Regions from separate parts of the Homo sapiens genome. Here region 1 is linked to region 2. A link is an interaction called in ENCODE POLR2A ChIA-PET data of the cell type or tissue named here. Cell type or tissue: MCF 10A. All regions are shown on one strand. Each heading gives the region's core, and the rest is flanking DNA. Links, peaks and the distances in the headings are about the cores only.

The links. ChIA-PET counts read pairs that join two places held together with the same protein. Peaks named below come from ENCODE experiments on the same cell type or tissue, not always from the same donor. Only the 100,000 strongest peaks of a DNase experiment are listed, where the experiment ranks them.
Region 1: POLR2A ChIA-PET joins it to region 2 with 32 read pairs; 6 of 35 experiments call an interaction of 5 or more read pairs at or near these places.

The regions. Positions count from the first base shown.
Region 1 is chr4:89,120,745-89,136,678 of GRCh38, forward strand. It overlaps the pseudogene RNU6-907P. Among named protein-coding and RNA genes, the nearest start is that of TIGD2, 17 kb to the left of the region's middle. In MCF 10A, for the core only: no CTCF peak of the experiment used is centred there; a DNase peak (open chromatin) is centred at 2,907.
Region 2 is chr4:89,049,760-89,065,693 of GRCh38, forward strand. It overlaps FAM13A (family with sequence similarity 13 member A), which reads right to left and starts at 7,426. Exons shown (of 24, transcript NM_014883.4): 1 at 7,179-7,426. The coding sequence starts at 7,205. RefSeq lists an enhancer at 6,727-7,289. In MCF 10A, for the core only: no CTCF peak of the experiment used is centred there; a DNase peak (open chromatin) is centred at 7,462.

The DNA.
Region 1 (15,934 bases), core at 541-5,540, 66 kb after region 2:
ATAGAGATTATAAGACCGACAAAACCGACTCTTGTAACAACAAAATACCAAATTATAAACAGGACCTAAGACCATGCAGGCAGGGGTTAAGTGATACATGCCTACACTTAAAGAGTAAGCTGGCCGGGTGCGGTGGCTCACGCCTGTAATCCCAGCACTTTGGGAGGCCGAGGCCGGTGGATCACGAGGTCAGGAGATCGAGATCATCTTGGCTAACACAGTGAAACCCCGTCTCTACAAAAAAAAAAAAATACAAAAAGCCGGGTGTGGTGGCGGGCGCCTGTAGTCCCAGCTACTCTGGAGGCTGAGGCAGGAGAATGGCATGAACCCAGGAAGCGGAGCTTGCAGTGACCCGAGATCGCGCCACTGCACTCCAGCCTGGGTGACAGAGCAAGGCTCCGTCTCAAAAAAAAAAAAAAAAAAAAAATAGTAAGCTGTGTTCTAGCTGCTACAAGGGTTTTCTTTTTCCCTAACAGTTAGACAAGCACTGGCCTCAAACTCACTGGCCCCCAGCCCCTGTTCCATCAGCCATAACTACAGATTTAATTAACACGAGACTGACTTTAATAATTTTCACCTGATAGAAGACCACGGACTATGGGCTAGTTCTAGCTGGTTTACAGAAATTGCACACTTGCGTGCCTTTCTGCCCTGAAAAGACCTTTTAATGTATAGGACCTAATTGTAATACGTTTAAATATTAAGTCTCCACCACAAAATAACATGGGTCATATGTTACATGCATATTTGTTGAATGCACATGGGTCAGGACCACCTTCATGAATATTCCTAGCCCCTCCTGCAACCTGTTAAATATGTAAGTTCAGCCAACATGTTGTCATATTCCCACAGGACCTCCAAGCACGATTGATAGGGGAGAATGTGCACTATAATTAAGACTGAGTGGTATGTGTACATCCTAGATAATTCTGGAAACAAATCCTCAGCCCTATGAGACATGCATAAGCAAATTAATGCTATGTCTTATCCCACAATGTCCTAAGTCAGTGGCTCTCCTCATGGTTTGGATCAGGCCCCTCTTGGTGAAAAAAAGTTGCTCATAATTTTAGCCATGATTATAGGGCTAGGTTTATTCTGCTGCTGTAGACTCTATTGCAGTTACACACTCACCATGATGCTCTAGCAGATCTCTTCCTTAAGCCCATGGACTCACAAATATTTTCCACTCCAAGTGGTGAGGTTCCATTCCACTGCACCTTAACTGCACCCCGTTTCAGCAGGAAGTACCTAGATGGAGCACATCACCCCCTTTCCATAGAAATGAAATGGAACTTGACAGTGGGGAGTTGTAACCAAGAGTGTCAGCTTTAAAATGTATTTTAAAGCCTTCCCACTAGCCTTAAAGTGTATTTAAAAGGTTTTTTTCCTTTTTTTTTCTCTCCTTCCCCCTGGACACTGCCTTATACCATGACCTTATGACCAACTTATACATGCTTATCTAACTGTATGCTTGCTTAGAAATTCCAGGGGCTGGCCGGGCGCGGTGACTCACGCCTATAATCCTAGCACTTTGGGAGGCCGAGGTGGGCAGATCACTGGAGATCAAGACCATCCTGGCTAACACCGTGAAACCCTGTCTCTACTAAAAATACAAAAAAAAAAAAAAATTAGCTGGGCGTGGTGGCGGGCGCCTGTAGTCCCAGCTGCTCTGGAGGCTGAGGCAGGAGAATGGCATGAACCCGGGAGGTAGATCTTGCAGTGAGCCGAGCTGAGATCGCACCACTGCACTCCAGCCTGGGGGACAGGGCAAAAAAAAAAAAAAAAAGAAAAGAAATTCCAGGGGCTAATCTTGAAACAGCCCAGGCCTGGAGACCCAGCTGCAGATTACCTCAAGGTGGTTAATCTACAACCTGGTCACAGTCGACATGGGACCAGCTAGTACTCCAGGTGGACAGTAACTCAAGATAGCCATCGGAACAAGACATGCAGACCTGTACTCTATACGATTCCTGCGTGTTTCCCACACCAGGTTTCCCTTTTATAAACCCCTTCAGTCAGCCTTAAAATTTGAGTTATCATTTTGAGACTCGAGTCCGGACATGTCCTCAACTGCTAGCATTTTATTAAAACTGCTTTCCTTTCACCACACTTGGCATCTCATGTATCTGGCTTTTCAAACTGTGAATAGCCAGACCTAAGTTCTGTTATAGGACAATACTTTCACAAGGAAAATGTGTTCCCTACTTTTAGGCAAACGAGAGGAGAGCAGAGGACACTTCCTGCATCTGTTGATTCTCAGTTGCCTTCAGCTCAAATAATCCTTATGCCGAAGTGGCATGTTTTTGGGTGGCATGACCTGAACCCCTTCAGTCCTTAGTAGTTTCTTAGCTTCTCAGAATCACAAATCTTTTTTTTTTTTTCCTTTCCTTTCCGAAATAGCCTGGCTCTTGCAAGTGAAAACCTTGCTTTCCAGATTATTGTTTCTACTGCACTCTTTTTTTTTTTTTTTTTTTTTTTGCCTTTGGTCTACTTTGAAAGTCAAAGCTAAGCAAAGACTTCTTTGTTCTCACCATTATTTGTGTTTTCCCTGAAGCAGTCAAGCTATAGGACAAGAATTACTGGGAATGAGAAGTGTGTTGGCTATTATTTTTAAGATTCTGTATTTTCACCTCAGAAAAAAAAATTATCCCACATTCTATAAATTTGGATCTCCCAGAGATAGAAAGACCACCCAGAGCGTAGAGCCTTCCGTCATCTCAGGGAGAATCCCTCTCCATTATGCATTTTCACTCCCGCTTTCAGCAAGACAAATTCCTCTTTGTTTCACGCACTTCAATTTAGCAAGCAAGCAACTTTTAGCGCTTGTGCAAGTAACCTTTGTATCTCACCCTCTACCCCGGGCAGCTTAGAAAAGACTTTTTTCCTTAACAGACAGTCATCTTAAAAGAATTCTAGAGTCAGCTATTAGAAAAACAAACAAACTTGTTCTCCACTTCCTTATACTCTACCTGTCTGCTCTCCTGTTTCAGTGAATAGAGGAGGCCTCAGAGCTTCATGGTGCTGGATACACCAGTACAGAGTTGTTGAAAGGAAGGAGTCTTCTTTACCTTTCTTAAGGTCTAAGTAACATTGTGAGTGAAAATATCATCAGGCAAAGAATTATCTGTGCATTATGTTAACTTAGTAAAATGTCCTTGCAGGCACAGAAAAACACAAAAGGTCTGGACAGCTTTTTAAAATAAGTAGATTTGTAAATCATTTAAAAGAGGTTGGAAAGTGAAGTCTGATGGGGCAATGGAACACACACTGGGGCTTGAGGCCTAGGTGTACGTGGTCCCTTCTCTTGCCTCTTAGGACCGGCTCTCAGCTGCCAGCTCTGCGACCTTTGTCACTACAGATCCCACCCACCTTTTTTTTTTTTTGAAACGGAGTCTCACTCTGTCACCCAGGCTGGAGTGCAGTGGCGTGATCTTGGCTCACTGCAACCTCCGCCTCCCGGGTTCAGGCGATTCTCCTGCCTAGGCCTCCTGAGTAGCTGGGACTACAGGTGTGCGCAACCACACCTGGCTAATTTTTTGTATTTTTAGTGGAGACCGGGTTTCACCATGTTAGCCAGGATGGTCTCGATCTCCTGACCTCGTGATCTGCCCCCCTCGGCTCCCAAAGTGCCACCCAGCTTCTTTCTCCCCACTCCTGCCTGGTGACCACTGCCAGCTTCCTCCCCTGGCAGGGGCCTGGGCACAAATTCACAGAGGTTGAGGTTGGGCATGTTGCCCAAGGGCATATTGGGTAAGGCATGGCAGGAGGTATTTTGCCCCAGGCTGATAGTGCTGTGGTGCATTAGGTGGGGATTGGCTGGGGTGAGCTGCTCACTCACCCCAATCCAGGTACTGAGCAGCTCTGACAGGTTGTAATCTCTGGGTAGTTACCCATTGCTCTGGGTTGGGAAGGCAGACACATGGGAAGAGGAGATTGGCTTTCCCACCCCCAGCCAGGACAGGGTGCATTATTGTGGCAGTGGACTGCAGGGTGGGCACAGGCACCTGTGAGGGTCTGCACTTGTCCAGCAAATGTACCTGTGCCCAAAGGTGTGTGACATTCAATAGCAAATTTAAAAAACCAGCATGATAGGTCCAAAGAGAGACTGCAGAAGAAAGGGAAATGCTTATATATTACTACCTTTAACAACACCTTTATTTTAAGGGGCCCCATATTTTCATTTTGCACTGGGCCCTGCAAATTAGGTAGCCAACTCTGCTTTCCACTATTTCACATCCCACATTCAGGGAATACAAGTCTCAATATAGAGGACTGTAGAGAGTAAAGGAGAATCAATATGGGTATACAGCCTTCTTACAGCACTGGGAGCAATATATTTGCAGGGTACCATCATTTTCATAAATTGCATTGCAGAGTACTTCAGATTTTTAAAAATAAATTCCCATCCAGCAATTACAGACATAAGAGATCCCACTTTAGTCCAGCATAGCCATACTACACACTGGCTTAGGACATTCATGGCCATCTCTAAATGAGGTCTAGGTAAGAAAGAAAATCTTGGAACACCCAAGTGGATAGTGAGAGGGATAACATTCTATGTACCCTTCAACCAACAAATAAATAATGTACCCTAATAGCTCTGTGTTGGGAGGGAGAAAGGATACAGCCTACGAAAATTATTATGAAAGTTCAGAGTTAAGAGCATGCAGTGGCTTTTCTTTGCAAAACAGAAACAACCTATAGAAAATATGCACTTTTCTTCATTAAGATGCAAAAATACATGGGCTCTATGAAGCAATGCTGAAGATACACATTCAGCAGACTGAGATGGTGAGTTAACCAAAATGAGCAACTTTCCAGGAAAGCAAAAATAGAGTATCAGAATTAAAGTCTTCATTGGAGATGGTAAGGAGCAAGATTAACATTGTAAAATGTTCAATTAGTAATTTTCATGATAAACTGGAAACAATTTCCCAGAATGCAGAAGATAAGGTTGAGAAAAGCAGGTTGGTTGGTTTCCTGTTTGAATATGAACTGGAGGAAGAGAGCAAAAGCCCCTTACTCAAGCTCTAGCTTACCTAACTCTCAGCCAATCAGTAACAAAAGATCCAAGAAGTTATCAAATGCAAGTTCTTAATGGAGGGGGCTAGGGACTTCCTCAGGGATCTGGAGACACTTCAACCCCTTCCTCCTTTTAATGCTAAAAATCTTGCCTGGGGTAGAGATTTATAATACTGAGGATGCATACAATGTATGAAGAAGTATGTTGAGCCACTGCACAAATGCTAGAAAGACTTATATACATGCCCTGATGTAATCCTTCCCTGTAGAAAGGCCCTATAAAACATACCCACACACTATCCTCAGGGATTAACCCATTCCCCTTTCCTTTCAGTGCTGACTCCCTTGTGCGCAAGCTGAATAAAACTCTTTTGTTGCTATGTTTGGTGATCTCTCTTGATTTCTATCATGGGAGAGCTCAAGAACCCAGGGCACCAGTAACAAGGTCACGGAATAAAAATGATGAGGTGACAGAAAGTAAACAACCCAAACTCTAAATTTGCAATAATCAAAATTAAATTCCATTATATGCTTGAACTGAAAATAGGAATAGGTAGTGGGAATACTAATTACTGAATAGCAGAGAATATCAATGGAGAGAGATTGTTCATTTTAAACTATCAAGACAGCTCACAAAGCATCCAGTCAGAAAAAGTTACACACACACACACACACGATCAGTTTGTCTTCAGGTTGCTTTGTAGCTCAAGTGATAGAAGAGACTGATGACTCTCCATAGATTTTAAGGGAGAAGAGTTGTAAGCAAATGATTTTATATCCACCCAGCTTGTTATTCTTGTGTAAAGGCAACAGAAAATTATTGTGTCTTATGCAAGAGTTCAGAGTTCAGCAATTTATCATATCACCCATGTAACCTACCTCAAATTAAAAAACAATATATAAACTCTAGCAGACTAAAAACTGAAAAACACAAGAAACTGTTAGCCTTGTAAAAAATGGCAGTTAGTTTTAAAACCATTTAAATATAGATATCTAATTGTAAGTATAGCTATAAAAGATATATAAAAATAAGAAATGTAAACTATAAAAATATGAAATAAGAAAAATAACTTGGAAAGGAAAAGCCCTTAAAATATAAGCTATGATGATGTTTTGGCAATATTGTCTGAGTATAGAAATCCCAGATTATGTTAACAAAGACCCAGAATGGACTGGGAAAATAAAAGCATGGTAATGTTTTTAACGAACATAGGGAGAGTGAAAAATGTCTAATACTTTGTTCTAGTATTAAGTTAAACCAAAACAGGCCGGGCATGGTGGCTCATACCTGTAATCCCGGCACTTTGGGAGGCCAAGGGGGGCAGATCACTTGGGGTCAGGAGTTCAAGACCAGCCTGGCCAACATGGTGAAACCCCATCTCAAGTAAAAATAGAAAAATTAGCTGGGCATGGTGATGCATGCCTGCAATCCTACCTACTTGGGAGGCTGAGGCAGGAGAATCTCCTGAACCCAGGAGGCAGAGGTTTCAGTGAGCTGAGATCACGCCATTGTACCCCAGCCTGGGTGACAGAGTGAGACTCGATCTAAAAAACAAACAAACAAACAAAACACCATATGCTGTTTACAGGAGACATATCTTAAGCAAAACGCCACACAACATTTTAAAGTAAAGAAAGAACAAATAAACTGAAAGTTAGGAGTGGCAATATACTAACAAAGTAAAATTTTAAGCAAAAAGCAAGTTTGACCAGAATGATTATCTTATATAAATGATAGGCATAATGATGGTGATAATAATAAAGCTGTATTTTATAAATAAAGTAATACTTAAAGGGATAAAGCAAAAATTATTAGTCATATGGGATAAATTGATAGAAACATAAATGTAATGGAATTACTTAACATTCTGTTTTTGACAGATCAAGAAGATAAAAAATAAATGATATAGAGTATTTGAACAATAAACACAGCAAGATCACAAATTTTACCTCATACTACAATTTGGATATGTAATGAGAAATATAATTTCTTTATTTCATTTGTGATTAATCTGGCTTCCTAATACCTGAAGTTCCAATTTGTAACTGAGGGAAGAAGTGTAAATATCTAATCTCTCTTAAGTCTTAGTTCACTCTGATAATTTAAATAGTACTTGTAGGTTCTGTTTAGTGCCTCTCTGATAAAAATATTTGGTCTCTCAAGTGGCTCATGCATTCCCCTAATTTTCTCCTCAAGGCAGCACGTGGGTATATGGAAAAGGGGTGTGCAGCTTCATCAGCCTCTCAGCATTGCCATGAAGGTGAAATCCTCAGGCTCAGGTGCTCTCCTTGAACTCCCCTCTGTTATCTCTGGTCTTTGGAGAAATGTCTGTGCTCTTTCTGGCTGTATACTTGCCCTGCTGACTTTTACCCTTAAAGACTGAACCTGGTGTCAGTAGTGGGTTGGCTTTTCACTGCCTTAGTCACTGGCCATTAGTGACTGCTTAGCTGAGACTGTCTCACCTTGGCTCTCACTGGTGCCGTAAGCCCACTACATGTTTGGGTTTGACTCCCATTTGGCCCTAGCCAGACTACAGCCCTTGACACAGAGCTATCCATTGCATCCCTTGGCCATGGCGAATCCTCTCTAGCAGCTTTCCGAACCTCATCTAATTCTGTGATCCAAGGTGGTTTAGGGAAGCTAAACAGGATGGCCTACCTCTATCTGCCTGTTTTTATAGATGTTAAAAAAATTAGGAGGCCATTAGGCTGCATTCTGGGTTCCTACATAAGCAAACTGAAACCCAACTCAGAGTAACTCAACCAATCAGAAACTGCCAACAAAGCTCTAATTGGGAGCTGTACCAATCAAAAACCTTCAACTAACCTCCAACTAGAGACTCTCCACCTTAAACAGTAAAATAGTTTCTTTGTCTTGCTTTCATGAACCCCCATGTCTCTCTTCATGCCTCCTTGGTGAAGCCCAAACTGCTTGTGATTTGGTGCTACCTGATTCATGAATTGCTGTCTGCTCAAATAGACTCTTTAAAATTGTAACGGCCCTAAGCTTATCTTTTAACACAAGTCAGTTTGTCAAGAATCAACTAGTCAAATGACCAATTGCCAAATTTAATAAATTTACTTATTTACCAGAAACTTGTTTTACTTTCCTATTTCCGAAGGTTACTGCAAACAGTTTTGAAAGTCTATGAAGTTTTAGTTGACAGATTTCCGTTTTATCTTCGTAGCATTTTAAGGAATAACCAGGTGTTGAAACCTGAGTTATAGAGTGGTTTTGGTTTAGTGCATATATCTACTAGTCAGGAAAGTTTATTTCAATATTTTAGCATTTTTAGGACATGGGGTCAATCTTCTCTTATTATTTCTCTGTAATTTCATATTTACAATGAATAAATATCACATTTAGAGTGCTAATCTTAAAACAGAGCTCATTTACCAAAAGCTTGTTCTTTTTCACTTTAATAAATTCTGCTTTGCAGTGCACACTATACATATCAACAGAATAACTTTAAGAATCATACTATTCCTTTAGGGGTTTTTTATGAAAGCCAAAGCATCATAGACCAAAACAAACACAAAGTAAGTAAAGGCTTAAATTCTTAAGAATTTTTATTTAAACAAAGCACTTTTTAAGGCCACTGATGTTTATTTTTCAAATTCCGTGTGGTGATTTGTGGGGGACAGGAATGCAGATTATGAAAATGCTAGCCTTTGTCAGCAAGATACATAGCACAAAGTCAAGAGCCATCTACCTAGTAAATGTTGGTAAGAACCTTCATATGCTGTGAACTTTTATGATGTTACATAGAACATTGAAATTCAACCAATATGGCAGGCATTCATAAACTGTTGATGAGGTAGTTGACTAGATTGACAAAAGAGAAAGAAAGGTTAGAGCTAGAAAGTCAGATCTGGAATTCAGCCACATAGAATTGCTAGTTTAAATCATGAAACTGGCTATGATCACTGAAGAAGAATGTAAGAAGTGAAAATGTCAAGAATTGAACTTTCAATACCTACGCTTAAAGAGTTTACCAAGACACATAAAGGCATAGGAGTGACAGGAAGGAAAAAAGTGAAGGGAATATAAATAGAAAAATACAGAGAAGAAACAAAGATAACCCCAGAGAACCTAGAGATAGAAATTGAGAAGACACACGTAAGTGAGAGGCAGAAGTGTAAATGTTTGAAGAAGTAATAAAAGAGGGATTTGAAATGCAGAGAGAGAGGGAGAACAGTTCTCTGTCCTTTGAGGGAGAAGCTTGGAGAAGGAGAATGATGAAATGTACTTCTTACAATCATTGTCTTCAGCTTCACTTATTTGTCAATGCCCTTAAATGAGGTATGTACACATAGCAGAGCTGTAATAAAAAGCAAGATATTCAAAAGCAGTTGGAGATTGTTTAGCTTCCTATTTCTAAATTTCCCTACTCCAGTTAAGCCAGCTTATTCTCATCGTGGGCACTATCTGACACTCTAAACCTAGATTTGGTTCTAGAATACTCACCTTAGGCAGCTAATTGTAACACTTTCTCTTGAGGCCATTTTTATTGCCATTCTTCTAAACATAACCTTATCTTCTTTTGTGGCTGACAGTTTCCCTCTTTTCTTCTTTGCTCTTGCTACTCTTCATTGTATCATTCATTTTAGCACTTTTTTGAATACCTACAATGTGCCCTAACAAATTTAAGGTCCAGGACAGGAGGGACCTTAAATGCCTTGGCAATTTTGTTACACAGTCCCTGAACAGTCCTGGCAGATAGAACATGTTCAATAAATATTGGTTGATTGAATGAATTAGCACAATATTGAGCACTATATACATGATTAAGATAAAAGTTCTATTCTCAAAGAATTTACAATAAAGGAGTAGGAGAGCATCATTTATTCAAATAACTACAGTAAATAATTGCTTAATAAAATCAATGCAATAAGAGACTGTCTAGGAGTGTGGGCTCATGGAAGCCAGGGAAGAGTACATTTCAGGAAAAAGAAGGGATAAGGACTAAGAAAAGTCGATTGGATTTAACAAGAAAGTCATTGACCACCTGTACAGAAGATTAGATTCCTTGAATGACGCTTGTGCTGAAAACAACTAAAAATGCTAGATAAAATATTTAAAAAGTGCTCACTTTGGCAGCACATATACTAAAATTGGAACAATACAGAGAAGACTAGCATGGCCCTGTAAATTAAAATTTAAAAAAAGAGAAAACGCTATCATTTTAAATGTATCACTGAGCTGACAAAAAAGTATAGAATCTGCATAGGTTAAAACAAGTAGAAGTGAAAATCATTGCCATTTTATATAAAATACAAACACACACACATACACATATAACTTACCTCTGTTGGAAGTCAGAGTATAATTATTCCTGATAGAGTTAGTGGCTGCAAAGGAGATTGAGGGAAGGATTGCTAATGTTCCTTCTCTTGATTTAGCTGGTGGTTATGTAGAAGTATTCAGTAGTGAAAAATTCATCCAGCTTTCACATATACTCAGAATATTTGCACTGCTTTGTGCTTTTTTTCAGTAAAAGTTTACTTTTTTTTTTTAAGTTAAAAAAACCACAAAAAAAGTGGGTAGACTAGGCTGTAAGTGATACCCAAGCTGGCTTTTGACTGGAGGTTATATGCCCAATCCTGGTAATTTTCAGATTCTGTTTTGATGGCTGTGGGAGTTACTAGGGAACTATAATTTAGAGCCTGTCCAAGATGGAAATGCAGGAGGAAGTCTCCTATAAGGTTGAGACCACAAAAGACTACACAGTGAAAGAGAATTAGAAATAAACTTGTAGCACAGGAGAGGCAGCAAGACAATGTTCTTGTCTTAAGCTTGGCTTTTGGTGGGAGGAATAAAAACATCTTGCCTGAGAATTTGAAAATGGGAACCTGACTGCAGGTAGATTTGCACTGTGAACTTAACTCTAGGTGTTGTTCCCAAACCATCAAGCTGAGCATTTAATTTAAGATGGTAGTGCTTGCAGGAGATTGGTAGGAGTAAACCCAAATCCTCTCTGAAGGAACACAACTTTTATATGGGCCTCAAAGAATTTCCATGGATAAACTTCCAGAGAACAAGAGCTCACAAGGCACTGTGAGTAAGCACCAGCAGGAGCAGTGGAAAGCAGAATCAGATATGCTCAGACTGCAGTTCCTGAATTTATTGTGTAGTGAATGTAAAAGTAGCAAAAGTTTAGGTATAGAATATAAAAAATAGCAAAAGTAATTTAATTTAATTTATTTTTTGAGACGGAGTCTTGCTCTGTCGCCCATGTTGGAGTGCAGTGGCGCGCTCTCAGCTCACTGCAACCTCTGCCTCCTGGCTTCGAGTGATTCTCCTGTCAGCCTCCTGAGTAGCTGGGATTACAGGTGTGCACCACCACTGCCGGCTAATTTTTGTATTTTTAGTAGAGACAGCGTTTCGCCATGTTGGCCAGTCTGGTCTCGAACTCCTGACCTCAGTTGATCCACCCACCTCGGCCTCCCAAAATGCTTGAATTACAGGCGTGAGCCACCGTGCCTGGCCGCAAAATTTATTTTAAACAGAGGCTTTAAAATATGAGCAAAGAATAGGAGAGACTTACAAAGATAAAGCAGATTTGAAAAGGAACTAAATGGGACTCTGAAAAATAAAATGTAGTGATCAACATAGTAATTACAATTAAGTTACTGTGACCCTTGTCAGAGCAAGATCAGAGGGAAGGGTGTAGTATCCAAAGGCTAGTCAGGTGAAGAGTTAATGGCAGTGAATAAACTGCATATATGTGTTATGTGCTGTTCTGTATGCCCATAACCTTTTTAAGTTTAAAAATATTAAATAGGAGATAATGAGAGATGAAAAATCTGCCAAGTGCAGACTATTTCTAGTAGCTTTCAGTGGTGACAAAACTTAGTGATGGTGATGAGGAAATCCCTACTTCCATCATTGTATTTTACTACTTCCAGATACCAATTCTGCTTCTCTCTCTTTGACTAAAGGAAAAGGAGAAATGCAGGAAAGGGAGGGAGAGTGGGAAGATGAGGGAAAGGGGAAAATAGAATAGGAATAAGAAAAAAAGGGAATTGAAAGGGATAAGGAGAGAGGAGAAACCCATTGTCTACATTGAATGATCCCCTTCTCCCTGTGCTGGATTTTAACTATGGCAATGGAGAAAAATAAAATGGTGGGGAGAGAAACAGTGAACATGTGAAGCACATCCTAAATCAGTCACCTTGAAAATTAGCATTATATTAAGATTTAATTTTTCCACTGTAAATAACAAATTTCATTAAAAAAAATCTAACACTAACCTAATGCTCTCTAATTTCACTTTTCAACTAGAAAAACTGGATTTGAACTTAACCAAAATTGACAAGCTCTAGTCTGCAAAACTTGAAACACCCCTACCTCTTATTGAAAAGTAAAAAGTAGAAAATAGGGCATTCAGTTGTCAGTTTGAATTACTTTTCCTTTTTTCACGTTTTTATTTTTAACATAGTTTAGGCCTCTCAGAGAGCTGGGCCTAGGGCAAGGGGAAGAGGGATAAAGCACACTATTAGAGTTCATAGCTCCATAGACACATAATTCATCTTCTTAACTTTGTAGTGCAAAAGGTTAAGCATTTATTGTATCCAATTACTTTGAATGTATTTCAACGTCAGGTAATTTTGAAAAAGTGCAATGCAATTTTTACATAAACAACTCTGCCCATTATAGTTCTTCTCAAAAAAACAAGTCAATGCATTTTTCAAATTAGAAAAATAACAGCATAATTATATAATTAAAAGTAGTATTTCTCAACTCTAGTTATTGTGTTCAGGTTCTTGGCATTTTGAACAAAGAATTGGACAAAACTTGCAAACAAAGCAAGGAAATAATGAAGCAACAAAAGCAGAGACTTATTGAAAATGAAAGCACACTCCACAGGGTGGGAGTGGGCCCAAGCAAGTGGCTCAAGGGCCTGGTTACAGAATTTTCTGGGGATTAACTACCCGCTAGAGGTTTCCCATTGGTTGCTTGGTGTACTCCATATGTAAATGAAGTAGTGGCCCGTGATCAGTCTGATTAGTTGCAGAAAGTGACCAATCAGAGGCTGAAGTGAAGTTACAAAGTTATACTCCTGTGCAAAAGAAGACTTGGCCCACAACCAACCTGACTGGTTGTGGGAGTGGACCAATCAGAGGTACTTTCAGTTTTTCGTCTGCCACACAGAAAAGGTGGCGGTGGAAAGGGAGTAGCCTCTGGTCGTTTTGTTACTTGGGCATGGAAAGTTGGGGTTTTCCTTTTGATTCAGTTCTAGGAAGTCAGTATGAATTGGCCTTAGGTTCCCTGCCTCCAGACCCTAATCTCCTGCCTCAAGGCATCATTTAATGATGGGAATATGTTCTGAGAAATGTGTCATTAGTAATTTTGTCTTTGTGTGAACATCATACACACACCTAGATGGTATAGCCTACTACACACCTAGGCTATGTGGTGTAGCCTATGGCTCCTAGGTTACAAACCTGCACAGCTTGTTACTGTTGTAATACAAGAGTCAGTGTTTGTGTATCTAAATATAAAAAAAGTACAGTAAAAATACAATATAAAAGGTAAACAAAAATGGTACACCTGTATAGGACACTTCCCATGAATGGAGCTTGTAGGATTGGAAGTTGCTGGGTGATTCGATAAGTGAGTGGTGAGTGAATGGGAAGGCCTAGGACATTACTGTACACTACTGTACACTTTATAAACACTGCACACTTAGGCTACGCTAAATTTATAAAACAAATTTATTCTTTTTCTCTAAGAATAAATTCAGCTTAGCTTACTGTAACTTTTTTACTTTATAAACTTTTTAACTTAAAAAAACTTTGACTCCTTTGTAATAATACTTAGCTTAAAACATAAGCACACTGTACAGTTATACAAAAATATTTTCTTTCTTTATATCCTTCTTCTATAAGCTTTTTTCTACTTTCAAAATTATTTATTTACTTTTTAAACTTTTGTTAAAAACAAAGACACACACACACACATCTTATATTAACACAAAAGCGAAGGCAACAATATAATTCTTTTAGCTAATCTATTTTTCTCCCTTTGGCTCTTCGAGGTTACAAAACCAGAGCCTGGGAAAATGGGATTGTACTAAAACTCCCACAGAAAGATGTCTAGAAGTCTTGTTGCTTCAGATGCAGCAAAACAACATCTGATTGGCAAAGGGCCACTTTGGTTTTTCTCCTGCTTGGCTAGCATCCTAAACTTAGTTTTCACAGTGTTCTGTCCCTATTTAACACTGTGTAGTGGAAAGGCAAAATAGTGAGGTGGTAAAGAACATGGACTGTGGATTCTGACTGCCTGGGTTGGAATTCTCATTCTGTCACACACTGGTCATGTGATCTTACCCTCCGTCTCTGTTTCCTCACTTACAAAATGAGGAGAATCATAAGACCTGCCTCACAGGATTGGTATGTGGATTAAGCGAATTAGTATATGTAAAGTGCTTAGAACAATGCTTAGCACATAGTAAATAGTATTGCATAAACACACACAAACACACAATGCAGTAATTTCTCACATTTTGCGTAATCAAACTGGGATAATGACTTTATGATTCCCTTATATAACTATAAAGAAATATTTCATTATCTGAATTAGCTTATTCATTGAGGACTATTAAAATGTAAGGGATAAACTGGATATCTAACATACATGTGAACTTTCTACTTCTTCCACTTATGTCTATTAAGTGTATTTGCACTTGATAGATATTTTACAATGTGGGTATAAAAATCCACAGGTAGCATAAAAGTAAAGGGGAATGATAATGGTCTTTCTTGTTTTCTAGTAACAGCTTCCCCCCGCAGTAGTGTTCTTTTTTTTTTTGGAACACATATTGGCAATGGGAATATAAAGACCTGAAGGAGGCTCTCTGCCTAGCTTCAAGGAACCACAGGATACTTAGGGAATTAAAGAATGATAAAAGGAAGAATATCACGAGACACCTGGGAGTCTCGTTCTTTATCATTTGCTCTTGACACATGAATTTCCAAAACACGTGTCATTTCTTAACCAGGACAGAACTGTAATAATTTGTTCTAGTTCTCACATGCATTCTTTATGATGAGAAATCTGAAGTCATCCTCACCTTTGTTCCTGTATATGTAACAAGGCTTTCTTCTCTGGTTCCTAGGATCTTCTCTTTATCATTAGTTTGGGGAAATTTGATTTGTGCCTTGCTATAATTTTCTTCATGTTGCTTGTGCCTGGGTTTGTTGAATTTCTTGGATCTGAGGTTGTCACAACATATTGCTTTCTTCACAGAGAGATAACCCTGTAGATGAAGTGATAAAAGTTCTGAATGATACTACAAAATGGTTGGCTTTGTTAAATAAAAACCAATTCATGCCATAATGTTTTAAAAATTGTGTTATTATTTGGACAAAGATTACATACATCTCCTGCTACATATAGAAATCTGTGGCTTAGCAGAGGAAGGATTTGCAACAGTATGCTTTAGCTGACAGGTGGATTGGAGTGCATGAGTATTTTCAAGGTAGGCCAGCTTTTGCTGAGTATTTTGAATAAGAAGGTGGTGGCTACAGCAATGAACTACTTAGCAAATATTTTTCATCACATGAACCAGTTGAATGAGTATCTATAAGACCTTGGAGAAAGTAGCATGATTTCAAGTGACAAGATTCTTTGATTTATATAAATCTGAATTTTTAGAAAAATCATATTGCAATGGCAAATTTTAAAATTTTCCCACTGCTACTTGGGTTTAAGAATGAGGAAAGATATTAGTAAGAGTTAAATTTTATAGAAAGCCACCTTGAAGAACCGCAGAACAAAATGGCACAGTATTTTTTCTTTCTTTCAACACAAAGGTGAAAAACCTTTTCTCTGAATCTTCTACTGCTACTCTACAGTTTGAGAACCTGACTTTGAAAGAGGAAAAATAACTTAGTAAGCTGCCATCTG
Region 2 (15,934 bases), core at 5,519-10,518:
ATTCTCCTTGCCTCAGCTTCCCAAGTAGCTGGACTTACAGGCACCTGCCACCATGCCCAGCCAAGATAAAATGTTTTACAGTCATGTCCTTGGTCTTCCAATGACTTATCTAAAAATAAAATACACTTAGGTGAAACTTCTAAATCTAGAGAATGGGATTCTGTTTTGAGCAACATTAATTTAACAACTACTACTGTCTAGCCCAGAGCAAGAGGCAAGAAATACAAATAAGATACGATCTTTTCTGTCTAAACTTTATAGTCTGCTACTGAGAAAGACAAATAGTACAGGGAAGTTGAACAGATGGTCAGATATTACCTAAAATCTATCAAGACAGCACCACACTGCTTACTAATGACTAGGATCAGAGTGTAGTCAGTGACGAAAACCAGGACTTGCCAGGTATGGAAGTCTCCAAACAAAACTCATGTCCTTTCTTTCCTCTTCTCTTTTTTTTTCTTTTTTTGAGGCAGAGTCTCACAAGCTCTGTCACCCATGCTGGAGTGCAGTGGTATGATCTCTGCAACCCTGCCCCTGGGTTCAAGAGATCCGCATGCATCAGCTTCCTGAGAAGCTGGGATCACAGGTGTGTGCCACCACTCCCAGCTAATTTTTTTTGTATTTGTAGTAGAGATGGGGTTTTGTCATGTTGGCCACATTGGTCTTGAACTCCTGGCCTTAAGTGATCCACCTGCATTGGCATCCCAAAGTGCTGGGATTACAGGTGTGAGCCACTGTGCCTGGACAAAACTCATGTTCTTTCTAAAACTCCAAATAAAAAACAGCTTTTTTTTTACAAAAATCAAGAAATTAATCTTGGTATTTAGAAAACCTAACTGTAGTCTGCGTGGGATGAATCTGATACCAAACATCAAACTAGAACTAAAGCCAGGTATGGTGGCTCACACCTGTAATCCTAGCACTTTGGGAGGCCAAGGCGGGTGGATCACCTGAGGTCAGGAGTTCAAGACTAGCCTGGCCAACATGGTGAAACCCTGTCTCTACTAAAAATACAAAAATCAGCTGGGTGTGGTGGTGGGTGCCTGTAATCCCAGCTACACAGGAGGCTGAAGCAGGAGAATTGTTCGAACTCAGGAGGCGGAGGTTAGAGTGAGCTGAGATAATACTACTGCTCTCCAGCCTGGGCAACAGAGCAAGACTTCTATCTCCAAAAAAAAAGAACTACAAAGATAACCATCATGGTCTTGAAACTTGAACTTATGCAATATTTGTCTGTTGTACTACCTAAGAAAATTTGATTCTACTAAATAGAGAACAAGAGAAACAATGAGGAGGACAGATACAACTACATATGGGTAATATGCAAGGAAGTAGCTTAACAGACTGTCTTAATCTGTTCAGACTGCTACAACAAAAAATACCATAAACTGGATGTGCTTATAAATGAAAGAAATTTATTTCTCACAGTTCTAGAGGCTGTGAAGTCCAAGATCCAAGACACCTACAGATTCAGTGTCTAATGAGGGCTGGCTTTCTGGTTCCACAAATGGCTATCTTTTTGCTGTTTCTTTACATGGCAGAGGGGTCAAATAATTCTCTGGGGTCTCTTTTATAGGGGTAATAGTCCCATTCATGAGGGCATCACATTCATGACCTAATCGCCTCCCAAAGTCCTCAATTCCAAATATCATCACATTGGAGAATAGGTTTCAACATGTGAATTTTGGAGGTACAAACATTTACTCTATGGCATTCCACCTCTGTTCCTCCAAAATTCGTATCCTTTTCGCATGCAAAATACATTCATTCCATCTCAACAGTCCCTAAAATCTTAACTCACTCCAGCATCAACTCAAAAGTCTAACATCCAAAGTCTCATCTAAATATCATCTAAATCAACTATGGGTAAGACTCAAGGTACAATTCATACTGAGGCAAACTCCTCTCTAGCTGTGAGCCTGTGAAATCAAACCAGTTACGTGCTTCCAAAATACAAAGGTGGGTCAGGCATAGGATAAACACTCCCATTCAAGAAAGGGAAATAGAAAAGAAGAAAGGAATGGCAGGTCCTGAAAAAAATCCAAAACCCAATGGAACAAAATTTCATTAGATCTTAAGGCTCAAGAATAATCCTTTTTGGCTCAATCTCTGACCTTCAGGCCACTGGGACCTGCCTCCACATCTTTGCTGGGCAGAGGTTGAGCCCCTAAGTCTCTAGGTGCTCCTGCCCCCATGGCTTTGGTGGGTTGGTCCTGCAGCAACTCTCTGCCTAAATCTCACACTGTGGCTCCGTGAAATGTTGGTCCCATCCTTGAAATCTATGTAGAGGCAGCCAGGCTACTATGTCTCATGCACTCTGGGCACCGGCAGAGACAGCTCTATGTGGTCACTAAAGTTTGCTGCCTGTACCCTTTGGAAGGGCAGCCACCCTGCTTCACTGAGCCTTTTGGAGTCACAATGGGGCAGCTATAAAGTGTGGCACTAGAGTGTGGGAGCTGAGCCTAAGATGTAAGGAGGTTCTGGGCAGCGCTTTCTTTTTTTTTTTTCTTTTTTCTTTTTTCTTTTATTTTATTTTACTTTACTTTATTTTATTTTATTATTATTATACTTTAAGTTTTAGGGTACATGTGCACAATGTGCAGGTTAGTTACATATGTATACATGTGTCATGCTGGTGTGCTGCACCCATTAACTCATCATTTAGCATTAGGTATATCTCCTAAAGCTATCCCTCCCCCCTCCCCCCACCCCCTGGGTAGCACTTTCTGAAGTCCCACAAGCACCAGGCACAGTAGTCCCTCCTTTGAAACTACTCTTCCTTCAAGGAACTTGCACTCTGGGCCTGGGATGAGAGTAATAGCTCTGAGGATTTTTAAACTGCCTTTGGGGTAATTCTTCCGTTATCTTGGAGAATACCTCCTGGCTTCTGTTGACATGGCTGATACATATTAATTTCCTTATAAAACAATGGCTTGGCCACACTTTTAGTGTTCCCCACCTAGAACTCTCTCTCCCCACTGGCTATCTTATTTTTAATAGTATCGATAGGCTGAGAATTTTCCAAATCTTTAAGTTCTGCTTCCTTTCTGATTAACAACTCCATCTTTAGGTCATTTATCCCTTCTCACATATGTACAAAGAACCATATGCCAGTCAGGAGAAACCAAGGGGGAGGAAACTGCTTAAACTATAATCTCATCAAATAACCGTGAAAAATTAACCATCAGAAAAGAGACTAAAAGTTGTCACCATATCCACACTGACTTTTCATCTATTCTTCTGAGTAAACTATAAGCAGTTAAACAGTTACAAGCAGTGAGGAGAAACCAAGCCACCATTTCAGCACTTTACTTAGAAATTGCTTCAGTTAAATATCCAATTTCATTGCTCACAAGTTCTTCCTTCCACAAAATACTAGAACACAAACACAATTCAGTCAAATTCTTCACCACTTTATAACAAAAAATCATGTTTCCTCCAGTTTCCAACAACATGTTCCTCATTTCCATCTGTGACCTCATCAGAATGGTGTTTGCCATACATCTTTCCATGAACTGATAATTACCATGATCAGGAAAGGCTGATGTGGCACAGAAGGCAAGAGCAACAGGACATTTGAACGTTAAATAACACAGAATTCAGGGAGTGTGGTCCTTTCTTCCCACTTAAGCCCTGTCAAAGAAGATAAACCTAACCTCATCCTTTTCCTCTTTCTTCTTGCTGTGATTTAAGTTGATTCAATAAATCCCATGAATGGCATATTTTAATTTGGTATATGACCTTTCTGTAACGCGACTGTACGTTCCTGCTTGCGCTATGGGATACATGGAAGGTAGTTGATGGTACCAGGCGGTAAGACTACAGAAGCAGAGGTCCCCAAGTTAGAGAGAAAGGCTACGAGGCCTGGGGCATTCTTGAAATTATCAGCACCAGCATGAACTGGGGACAAATCAGGTGGGGTGGACTGTTAGGCACTGATATTACCAAGAGAACCAATTCACAAATTGACCAGTCATAGATTTGAGACCTAAATTCACCAGAAATCATAATATCCAGAGTATAAGAATCTACACATGCATTTCAACTCCTCCTTCTTCATCCACTAGAATATGCAAACTCCCACTTTCAGCCCACCAATCTTTAATATATCCTGATGCCACATTGGATAGAACAGCAGGAGAAGCAGAAAATCTGACTCAGGATTCACCTGAGAGAAACAGAATCATCCAAAAGTGACATTTAAAATTAGAAGAGACTAAAATAACATGAACTGGCAACTGTAATTCCCTACACCACCTCAGAATAGGTGGTTTACTGAAAATAAAATAGATTTGTTACAGTAAAGCAGCTAAATTTTCTTTGTACACATGATTGGCAATACATTTTTGAGCCTACAACAGTATCATGAGCAGCAAAATTTCTTAACACTAACAACATGGCAAAGAGTTTAAAAAAGAAAAGAAATGAGGAAGATAAAGTAGGTTAGTCAATGGACATAGAAACTGAGTTTATTGGAACCAATTTGTGTCCCACTTCAAGAGTCCACACACACATACAGACACACAAAGATACACACAGACACACACACACACACACACGTACGTACTACAGATATCTAGTACTCATTATACTGTCTGAAGTATTAATGTCTTCAGCAGCAGGATATTTCAGTAGTTGCTACATATATGTATAAGTATGTAAGTCCTAAATGTTGGGGTTCAAAAAGCTATACCCCAAAATATGGTGCTTTGGCATGCTGGGTATTTTTAATTAAAATGTCTCAGAAATAAGCCTCAGAACCAAGGTCTCTCTCTGCCTTTCCACTCTCCTGCCCTCCCTCAGTCTCTCTTTTTCTTTCCTAAAGCACTGAGAGTGACTCTCTCTGGAATTTCCTTATCTGATTAAGGAAGCTTCTTTCCAAAAGAAATGCAATTGTCTTAAGATCTACTTCCTGAGAATCTCATCAAATAACCATGAAAAATTAACCATCAGAAAAGAGACTAAAAGCTGTCACCATATCCACACTGACTTTTCATCTATTCTTCTGAGGACAGCTCCAAGAGATTGGCTGGGAGACTTTATCTGCATAAAAACACAACCTTCATTCCACCCCTCACCTTTCCACCACCTCACCATAGCTCAGGGAAACGCTGTCCCAGGCCATGCTCTTTGAACCCATTCATTCACTTTAAAAATTATTTACTACCTCTCTAAAATTACCTGCAGCTCCCTACTTCTCTCTTCCCCAAAAAGAAGGCATTTAAGCTTCAACCACCTGGCCCTTCTTTGAATCTCATATTTGAGGGGCTCTCATATCCATATACATATTAATAAATTTGTAACTCTTTTTCTCCTATTAATCTATTGCCAATTGTTTCAATAAAATTGCAGAAAGGGCAGAGGAAAAGCTTTCTCTTCACTCCTACACAAAGTAAAAAGTAGTGTATCAGCTCATTGAATGTATTAATGTGTGACTTAGTTCTCCCTTTTTTGTCACGATGTTTAAAATTTTTTTTGTTGTTCTCCAAAAGCTATCTTTTTCCAGATATGCTATGGTACAACTGTTGAAAATGTATTTCCTCCTACAGTAAAACCAAGACAGCACAATCAAAGGCCAACCTTAAGGAGAAGGGTAGAAATGATTGAGAATTACTCATCTACCAGAGTGAATAATCTCTTACACTGTGTGATTTTTATGTCAACTTTAACTGAAATTTTATACATGCTTTGGATATAAATTAAGGGAAAATATAAAGTTTTATACATGAGTCAGTGTGCATTCCAGTCAAGGTAGAGATCAATATATTGCAGGTCAAGGGAAAGAAGTAAAGATCTAATCAGACAATCAGAGATGACTACCAATCTTCATGACCTATCTGCTGCCTCATTCTACACATTTTCAGTTCTGTATTGTTTCTTTTATAAAGCTAGAAAAATAGAAGGGCCACCTCTGCAGTAAAGTAAAAGTCAGTATTTTACACATAGATAAATCAGATTTTGAAGGAAACTCTTTGGGGTGATAAAAAAAGAATAACCACATGGATACCTGGATGCTACTAAGCCTCAGAGTTAAAAGGAAGACAGAGTGACATACATGGTGCTGAAAAGTTTTGAGCCTGGAAACAAGGTCATCCTGCAGTTTCACTAAGAAAACTTAATCTATAGGGCTGGTCTACCATTTGGTGACCATTTGGTGACCATTTGGTGTCTGTGTGTCAAAAATTGCTCAGATATTTCTAAACACTTCAGAATGCCATCAGAAGCTACAGCAAATTGCAGCTCTTTCTGAAACACACACAAAAAAAGAGGATCTGGCCTGAGTGTGATTTTTTAAGTGAGCAGTTAAGGTGATAATAAGGAAGAAGATATTTCTCATTTAATACATTCTAGAAAATAAAATGTCCCTATGGAATACAATAGCAACTTGAAACATAAATATGTGTAATTCTCATACAGATATATGCATTTTCTATATAGTACAATCAAAATTTAAATTACAGCATTCTGCAAATTATATAATTGACAATTTTTGATTATTACAAAAGGTTTTGTACAAGCACCAGCAGAATAATTTAGAAATTCATAAATTCTAAAAATTCTAAAACTCCAGAAATATGCACATTTTCCCAAGGATTTTATTTCAGTGTTATTTATTAATGCTACTGTGTTATAACAACCATTCATTTCTACAGTTTAAGGATACACAAACATTTATCAACTGAGCTTCTCCACCATCACTTTCAGCAATCATGCTGAAACAGAAACTCCAGAATTACTAAACGAAAATAGAAATATAAAACAGAAAAATGTCACACACATACTCAAAAGTAATAAATTAATGGTTACTTCAATTCCTCCTCAAGCTAGCCACAAGATTTCTCTAATAGCTATAATGAAGCATTCATGTTTAACTATTCAGGGACAAGAAAGTCTAAAATGCTTGAAAGTGCTCTACTTTAAATCAAGTTGACTTAACGGAATAAATCAGCATGCATCTTTCACCTTTTTTGGAAACTAAAGTGCACAAATATGCTGAATGCCATCCCAAATCCTGCCTAATACCCATTTAAGTAGATAGGAATTTAAGTAACAAATCTTTCCCCACCTCCTGGGAAGGAAAAATAAGTTACACAAACATCTCATCAAAACAAGGAAGGCAAGGCCCTCTCCTAAAAACTGGCAGTAAACACAGAAGACAGAAGAAGGCCTATACTTACACAGATGGCTAGAGCTCCTGCCCCCATTCTCTCAGAAAGCGTCTGGAAGAACTGAGGAAGACCAGACGAAAATATTAAAACGACAGCAAAATACTAAAATTCCATTCAGCACATATTCTTTGATGTGAAAAACAGCTCCCAATGCAAAGGCCCCAAGGTAAGCGAAGAGCAGCTTCTAACATTTTAGGAAGAGTGGTTTTGCTTCTCTTTCCGCTGAACCCACATGGCTGGAAGGACTGCCTGGAGTTGAAATTTGATCCACAGCCTCAGTGCTGGCAAGTAGAGGGAGTCACGTGACACGGGTCTTAAGTCGCTGACATCTTTTTTTCAAACCTGACTCCCTAGATCCTACACACAGGCTTCTTTGACTCCGAAAACTGCCAGTCACCTGGTGGCTTTCATTAATAGAACCAACAGTGCATAAAGTGAAAACACAGACTTGCTTCCCAGATTCCACACAGCTCTAAGCAAAATGTACGTATTCAGACTCAGGTTTAAAACTGCAGGCACATTATTCATTTTTTCTGAGGCAGTTTTCTCTTCTACTCTTCCTTAGAAACCAGCTAAATTCTACCAAAATTTTCTTCCTTCCATGCTACCCCATCAGAATTGTTTTAAATGAAAATGCTCTATTTTATGTAGCCGTTACTACTTCTAATTATGTATGAGTTGTCTTATAAAAATATACTGATGATAAACATAAACAACATACTTCTAGACAACCATAATTCTACATATGTGATTTGCAGTCTGAAAAATTAGCTAACTGACTTTTCAATAACTTTCTCTTCCACATGCTGTCACTAGAAAATTTGATAGATTTTAAAATTTACAAATATTTGAACTAATAGCTAAAATAGCCACTTCAGGTAAGCCAAAAGGAAACTATCCTATTTTTATTTTTGTTACCATTTTTTCTGTCAATTTGTTTTTCTTTTTTCTTTTGCTGTACCTATTGACCCATCCTCTAAGTTCTCTCCCCTCACCCCCAACCTCCCAACAGGCCCTGATGTGTGTTGTTTCCCCTTTGTGTCCATGTGTTCTCAATGTTCAACTCCCACTTATGAGTGAGAACATGTGGTGTCTGGTTTTCTGTTCCTGTGGTAGTTTGCTGAGGATGACGGCTTCTAGCTTCATACATGTCCATGCAAAAGACATGATCTTGTTCCTTATTATGGCTGCATAGTATTCCATGGTGTATATGTACCACATTTTCTTTATCCAGTCTATCATTGATGGGCATTTGAGTGGGTTCCATGTCTTTGCTATTGTAAACAGTGCTGCGATAAACATATGTGTGTATGTGTCTTTATAGCAGAATGATTTATACTCCTTTGGGTATATACCCAGTAATGGGACTGCTGGGTCAAATGGTATTTCTGGTTCTAGATCCTTGAGGAATCTCCATACTGTCTTCCACAATGGTTGAACTAATTACATTCCCACGGACAGTGTAAAAGCGTTCCTATTTCTCCACATCCTCTCTAGCATCTGTTGTTTCCTGACTTCTCAATAATTGCCATTCTAACTGGCTCGAGATAGTATCTCATTGTGGTTTTGATTTGCATTTCTCTGATGATCAGTGATGGTGAGCTTTTCTTCATAGGTTTGTTGGCTACATAAATGTCTTCTTTTGAGAAGTGTCTGTTCATATCCTTTGCCCACTTTTTGATGGGGTAGTTTGTCTTTTTCCTGTAAATTTGTTTAAGTTCCTTATGGATTCTGGATATGAGACCTTTGTCAGATGCATAGTTTGCAAATATTTTCTCCCATTCTGTAGGCTGCTTGTTCACTCTGATGATAGTTTCTTTTGCTGTGCAAAAGCTCTTTAGTTTAATTAGATCCCATTTGTCAATTTTGGCTTCTGTTGCCATTGCTTTTGGCATTTTTGTCTCTGCCCATGCCTATGCCCTGAATGGTATTGCCTAGGTTTTCTTCTAGGGTTTTTATAGTTTTGGGTTTTACATTTAAGTCTTTAATCCATCTTGAGATAATTTTTGTATAAGGTCTAAGGAAGGGGTCCAGTTTCAGTTTTTTGCATATAACTAGCCAGTTTTCCCAGGACCATTTACTGAATGGGAGATCATTTTCCCATTGCTTGTTTTTTGTCAGATTTGACGAAGATTAGATTGTTGTAGACATGTGGTGTTATTTCTGAGGTCTCCGTTCTGCTCCATTGGTCTGTATGTCTGTTTTGGTACCAGTACTGTGCTGTTTTGGTTACTGTAGCCTTGTAGTATAGTTTGAAGTCAGGTAGCATGATGCCTCCTGCTTTGTTCTTTTTGCTTAGGATTGTCTTGTCTATATGGGGTCTTCTTTGATTCTGGATGAAATTTAAAATAGTTTTTCTAATTCTGTGAAGAATGTCAATGGTAGTTTGATGGGAATAGCATTGAATCTATAGATTACTTTGGGCAGTAGGGCCATTTTCATGATCATGATTCTTCCTATCCACGAGGATAGAATGTTTTTCCATTTGTTTGTGTTCTCTCTTATATCCTTGAGCAGTGGTTTGTAGTTCTCCTTGAAGAGGTCCTTCACATCCCTTGATAGCTGTATACCTATGTATTTTATTCTCTTTGTAGCGATTGTGAATGGGAGTTCATTCATGATTTGCCTCTCTGCTTGCCTATTGTTGGTGTAAATGAATGCTTGTGATTTTTATACATTGATTTTGTATCCTGAGACCTTGCTGAAGTTCCTTATCAGTTCAAGAAGTTTTGGGGCTGAGATGATGGGGCTTCCTAAATATAAAATCAAGTCGTCTGCAAACAGAGATAACTTGATTTCTTCTCTTCCTATTTGAATACCCTTTATTTCTTTCTCTTGTTTGATTGCCTTGGCCAGAACTTCCAATACTATGTTGAATACAAGTGGTGAGAGAGGGCATCCTTGTCTTGTACCAGTTTTCAAAGGGAATGCTTCCAGCTTTTGCCCATTCAATATGATATTGGCTGTGGATCTCTCATAAATAGCTTTTATTATTTTGAGATCTGTTCCATCAATAACTAGTTTATTGAGAGTTTTTAACATGAAGGGATGTTGAATTTTATCAAAGGCCTTTTCTGCATCTGTTGAGATAATCATGTGGTTTTTGTCTTTGGTTCTGTTTATGTGATGGATTATATTTATTGATTTGTGTATGTTGAACCAGCCTTGCATCCCAGAGATGAAGCCGACTTGATCATGGTGGATAAGTTTTTTGATGTGCTGCTGGTTTCAGTTTGCCAGTATTTTACTGAGGATTTTTCACATCAATGTTCATCTATGGTATTGGCCTGAAGTTTTTTTGTGGTTGTTGTGTTTCTTCCCAGTTTGGGTACCAGGATGATGCTGGCTTCATAAAATGAGTTAAGGAGGAGTCCCTCCTTCTAAATTGTTTAGAATAGTTTCAGAAGGAATGGTACCAGCTCCTCTTTGTATTTCTGGTAGAATTCAGCTGTGAATCCATCTGGTCCTGGGCTTTTTTGGTTGGTAAGCTATTAATTACTACATCAGTTTCAGGCTTGTTATTGGTCTATGCAGGGATTCAACTTCTTCCTGGTTCAGTCTTGGTAAGGTGTATGCATCCAGGAGTTTAATCATTTCTTCTAAATTTTCTAGTTTGTTTGCATAGAGGTGTTTGTAGTATTCTCTGATGGTAGTTTGTATTTCTGTAGGATCAGTGGTGATATCCCTTTTATCATTTTTTTATTGGGTCTATTTGATTCTTCCTTCTCTGTTTTCTTCTTTATTAGTCTAGCCAGCAGTCTATCTATTTTGTTAATTTTTTCAAAAAAAACCAATCTTCTGGATTTATTTTTTTGGAGGGTTTTTTGTGTCTCTATCTCCTTCAATTCTTCTCTGATCTTAGTTATTTCTTGTCTTATGCTAGCTTTTGGATTAGTTTCCTCTTGCCTCTAACTCTTTTGTGATGTTAGGGTGTCAATTTGAGATCTTTGTAGCTTTCTGATGTGGGCATTTAGTGCTATAAATTTCCCTCTTAACACTGCTTTAGCTGTGTCCCAGATATTTTGGTACGTTCTTTGTTCTCATTGGTTTCAAAGAACTTCTTTGAATTTCTGCCTTAATTTCATTATTTACCCAGAAGTCATTCAGGAGCAGGCTGTTCAATTTCCATGAAATTGTGTGGTTTTGAGTGAGTTTATTAATCCTGAGTTCTAATTTGATTGCACTGAGAGACTGTTTATGATTTCAGTTCTTTTACATTTGCTGAGGAGTGTTTTACTTCCAATTACATGGTAAATTTTAGAATAATTGCCATGTGGCACTGAGAACAATTTATAGTCTGTTTATTTGGGGTAGAGAGTTCTGTAGACATCTACTAGGTCCACTTGATCCAGAGCTGAGTTCAAATCCTGAATATCCTTGTTAGTTTTCTGTCTCTTTGATCTGTCTAATACTGATAGTGAGATGTTAAAGTCTTCCACTACTATTGTGTGGGAGTCTAAGTCTCTTTGTAGGTCTCTAAGAACTTGTTTTCTGAATCTGGGTGCTCCTGTATTGGGTGCATATATATTCAGAATAGTTAGCTCTTCTTGTTGAATTGTTCCCTTTACCAATATGTAATGCCCTTCCTTGTCTTTTTTATCTTTGTTGGTTTAAAGTCTGTTTAGTCAGAGACTAGGATTGCCACCCCTGGTTTTTTTTTTTTTTTTTTTTTTTTTTTTTTCTTTGCATTTGCTTGGCAAATTTTCCTCCATTCCTTTATTTTGAGCCTGTGTGTGTCTTTGCATGTAAGATGGGTCTCTTGAATACAGCACACTGATGGGTCTTGACTCCTTACCCAATTTGCCAGTCTATGTCTTGTAATGGGGGCATTTAGCCCATTTACATTTAAGATTAGTATTGTTATGTGTGAATTTGATCCTGTCATCATGGTGCTATTTGGTTATTTTGCACACTAGTTAATGCAGTTTCTTTGTAGTGTCATTGGTCTTTATATTTTGGTGTGTTTTTGCAGTGGCTGGTACTGGTTTTTCCTTTCCATATTTAGTGCTTCTTTCAGGAGCTCTTGAAGGGCAGGCCTGGTGGTAACAAAATCCCTCAGCATTTGCTTGTCTGGAAAGGATTTTATTTCTCCTTTGCTTATGAAGCTTAGTTTGGCTGGATGTGAAATTCTGTGTTGAAAATTCTTTCTTAAAGATTGTTGAATATCGACCCCCAATCTCTTCTAGCTTGTAGAGTTTCTGCTGAGAGTTCTGCTGTTAGTCTCATGGGCTTCCTTTTGTAGGTAAACTGGCCTTTCACTCTGGGTGCCCTTAACAGTTTTTCCTTCACTTTGACCTTCGAGAATCTGATGATCGTGTGTCTTGGGGTTGCTCTTCTCATGGAGTGTCTTAGTGGTGTTCTATGTATTTCCTGAATTTGCATGTTGGCCTGTCTTGCTAGCTTGGGGAAGTTCTCCTGGATAATATCCTCAATTGTGTTTTCCAGCTTGTTTCCATTCTCCCCTTCTCCTTCTGGTACTCAAATCAATTGTAGGTTCAGTCTTTCCATGAAGTCCCATATTTCTTGGAGGCTTTGTTCCTTCCGTTTCATTATTTTTTCCCTACTCTTGTCTGCATATCTTATTTCAGCAAGGTAGTCTTCAAACTCTGATATCCTTTCTTCCACTTGGTCAATTCAGCTGTTGATAGTTATGTATGCTTTACGAAGTACTCATGCTGTTTTTTTCAGCTCCATTAGGTCATTTATGTTCCTCTCTAAACTGGTTATTCTAATTACCAATTCCTGTAACCTTTTATCGAGGTTCTTAGCTTCTTTGCATTGGGTTAGAACACGCTCCTTTACCTCACCATAGTTTTTTATTACTCATCTTCTGAAGCCTACTTCTGTCAATTTGTCCGTCTCATCCTCTATCCAGTTCTGCACCCTTGACGGAGAGACGTGATCATCTGGAGGAGAAGAGGCACTCTGGCCTTTTGGGTTTTCAGCATTTTTTTGTTCATTCTTTCTTATCATTGTGAGTTTGTCTAGTTTCAGTCTTTGAGGCTGCTGACCCTTGGATGGGGTTTTTGTGGGGCCTTTTTGTTGTTGTTGATGCTGTTGTTGTTGCTTTCTGCTTGTTTTTCTTTCAGTAGTCAGGTCCCTCTTCTGTAGGGCTGCTGCAGTTTGCTGGGGGTTTGCTTCAGGCCTTATTCATCGGATTCACTCCCATGCCTGGAGATGTCACTCAAGGAGGCTGGAGAGCAGCAAAGATGGGTACTTGCTCCTTCTTCTGGGACCTCTGACCTCAAGGGGCACCAACCTGATGCCAGTAGGATTGATCCCGTATAGGATGTTTGACAACCCCTGTTGGAGGGTCTCACCCAGTTGGGTGGCATGGGGAGCAGGAACCGTTTAATGAAGCACTTTGTCCCTTGGTGGAGAGGTTGTATTTTGCTGGGGCAAAACCCACTTGTCTGGGCTGCCTGGATTCCTCAGAACTACCAGGAGTAGAGGCTAAGTCTGCTGGTCCACAGAGACTGTGGCCACCCCTCCCACTATGGGCTTGGGCCCCGGGAGATCCAAATTCTGTCCCTCAGCCTCTGGCTGGAGTTATTGGAGATCCTGCAGGGAAGACCTGCCCACTGAGGAAGGATGGGTCAGGGTTAGACCTGAAGAGGCACTCTAGCTGCCGACTGCCACAGCTGGCTTGTTGGGCTGTGGGGACAAGTCGTGGGACCAAGCTGTCCAGCCTCCCTGGCCCTAGCAGGGGAAAAGTGCAGCCTCAAGCTATAGAAATGAGTGTCACCCTTCCCTGGCCCAGGGAGCTTAGCATGTTAGGCTGTTGTGAGTCTCAGTGCTGGCTGCTGCAAAAATTAACATATCTACTTCCAATATATTTTCTATGCTTGTTAAAAAACATAATGCAGATCTAATTTATGATAATTTTATATCCTAATTTTTTTCACTTAAAATTGTATCAGAGGCACGCATGCTCCCATGTTACTAACACTATAAGCAAATTAAATCAGAAGTGGTATTACTTTTTGTACACACAACAGTTTCTTTAGTCATTCTCCCATTTTTAGACATTTACATAGTTTCTGATTTTATCTGTGTGTGACAGTAAGTAATGCTTTGTCCTTGCTCTGATTCTTTTCTTGTAAAGATTCCTGAAAGTGAAATTTCTGGAATACAAAGAACATGAATGTGGGCTAGGCCAGTGCTCCTGACATGCACTGGCTCTGGCAGTTTCTATTCTACAAGCTACCCTACCCAAGAATGAATATTTTATAAAATATTTCCTAATATTTTAAACTATTCAGTAAGTGAAAATGGTTTCTCAATTTTAAACTTACATTCATTTTTCTTTTCAGTGAAATTAACGATATAAAAAATCCTCATTAGCCATTTATATTTTCTGTTCTGTGAACTGTTTTCATTTTTTTCCCACTTATCAACTGGAATCTCATCACAGTCTCTTTTATAGGATGTTAAGTCAAACTAAATTTGGCCTCAGAAAGCCTCCAGACTCACAAACTGGAGTTCTTATGAATAAACCACAACCTAACTTTATAGGCAAACAAGCTGAAAACCTAACTTAGGAGTATGCTTCTGTAACAATAGCTGGATCTCATAGCTGGGTCTCAGCCAATCCCAGCAGCCATACCTTAACCATTTTCAGAAAAACGGGCTAACCTTACTAGAGACAACTTAAAATTAAGATGGCCACAGTGGGGAAGTTTTAATTGGGATAAAATTATTTATTTGAAATGTATATTAGGAAAAAAATGAAAAACCCACAAAAACAATGGGATGTATTATTTAATTGGTATGCAGAGCATCTACAAGACTAAATAAATTTAAAACTGCCTCCTTAAAATATTCTTTGCAAAAAACAAATAAGCTTAAGTAACAGATGAAAGAGGACTATACTCTGCATAAACTAACCCCAACTGTTCCCTCTCTTTATCCAACTCTACCTAAATACTCTGAGTGTCCACTAACCTCTTTGCTAAATTACCCTTTCACCCTGAAGATGGTGATAAGAGAAGTTAGACTCCGTACAAAGCAAGGCCCTCTGATCAGCCAGGCCTTTCTGCCATAACCTTTACTCATGGTCTAAGCTTAGAGTCATGGTAAAGGACTTCCTTGATCTAAGGGAAAATCCTCAAAACTTTACTAAGGAATGTGGAATCCTCATAGGAGCTTATGATCCAGGACTCCCTCATCTTTGCCAGTTTACTCACATGATATTAGGGCTTTACGAAGTGTGAAAATGAATCATAGAGGCAGAATGGGACAAATGCGAGGAAGGTATTAAAGACTCCTCCAAAACCTCCTCATGGAGAGGGCCAAAATGAGCTAGAAAAATTGCTGAAAACCATTTAAATTCAATTCATAAGATTCTTCCACAAAAAATTGATTGGTTCATCACACAATCTTTCAGGCAAAAAGGATGACCCAGTTTCAGATTACAGAATTCACTTAGAAACACTATTTGTGAAACACTCTGGGCTCAAAATACAATGAGTATTTCCTGCAGGGACTGAAACAGCATTAACTGTTGTATTTATAAATGCACTCTGTCCTAAACTTAGTAGTTTAATTAAAAAACATAAACTAGGATGGGAAATTACAGATATGACTAAATGGTTGGCCTTAGCTGAACATTTTGAGAGGACTCTAGAGAAAGAAAAAACCCAAAAAGCTAACAAGCCTATGTCACTCCAATTACAACAGTTACCAAGACTAAAGGGACTTTCACATTTTTATTTTAAATCACAATCAGGAGGTCCTACAACAAGAAATTCTTTACCCCAAGGTGT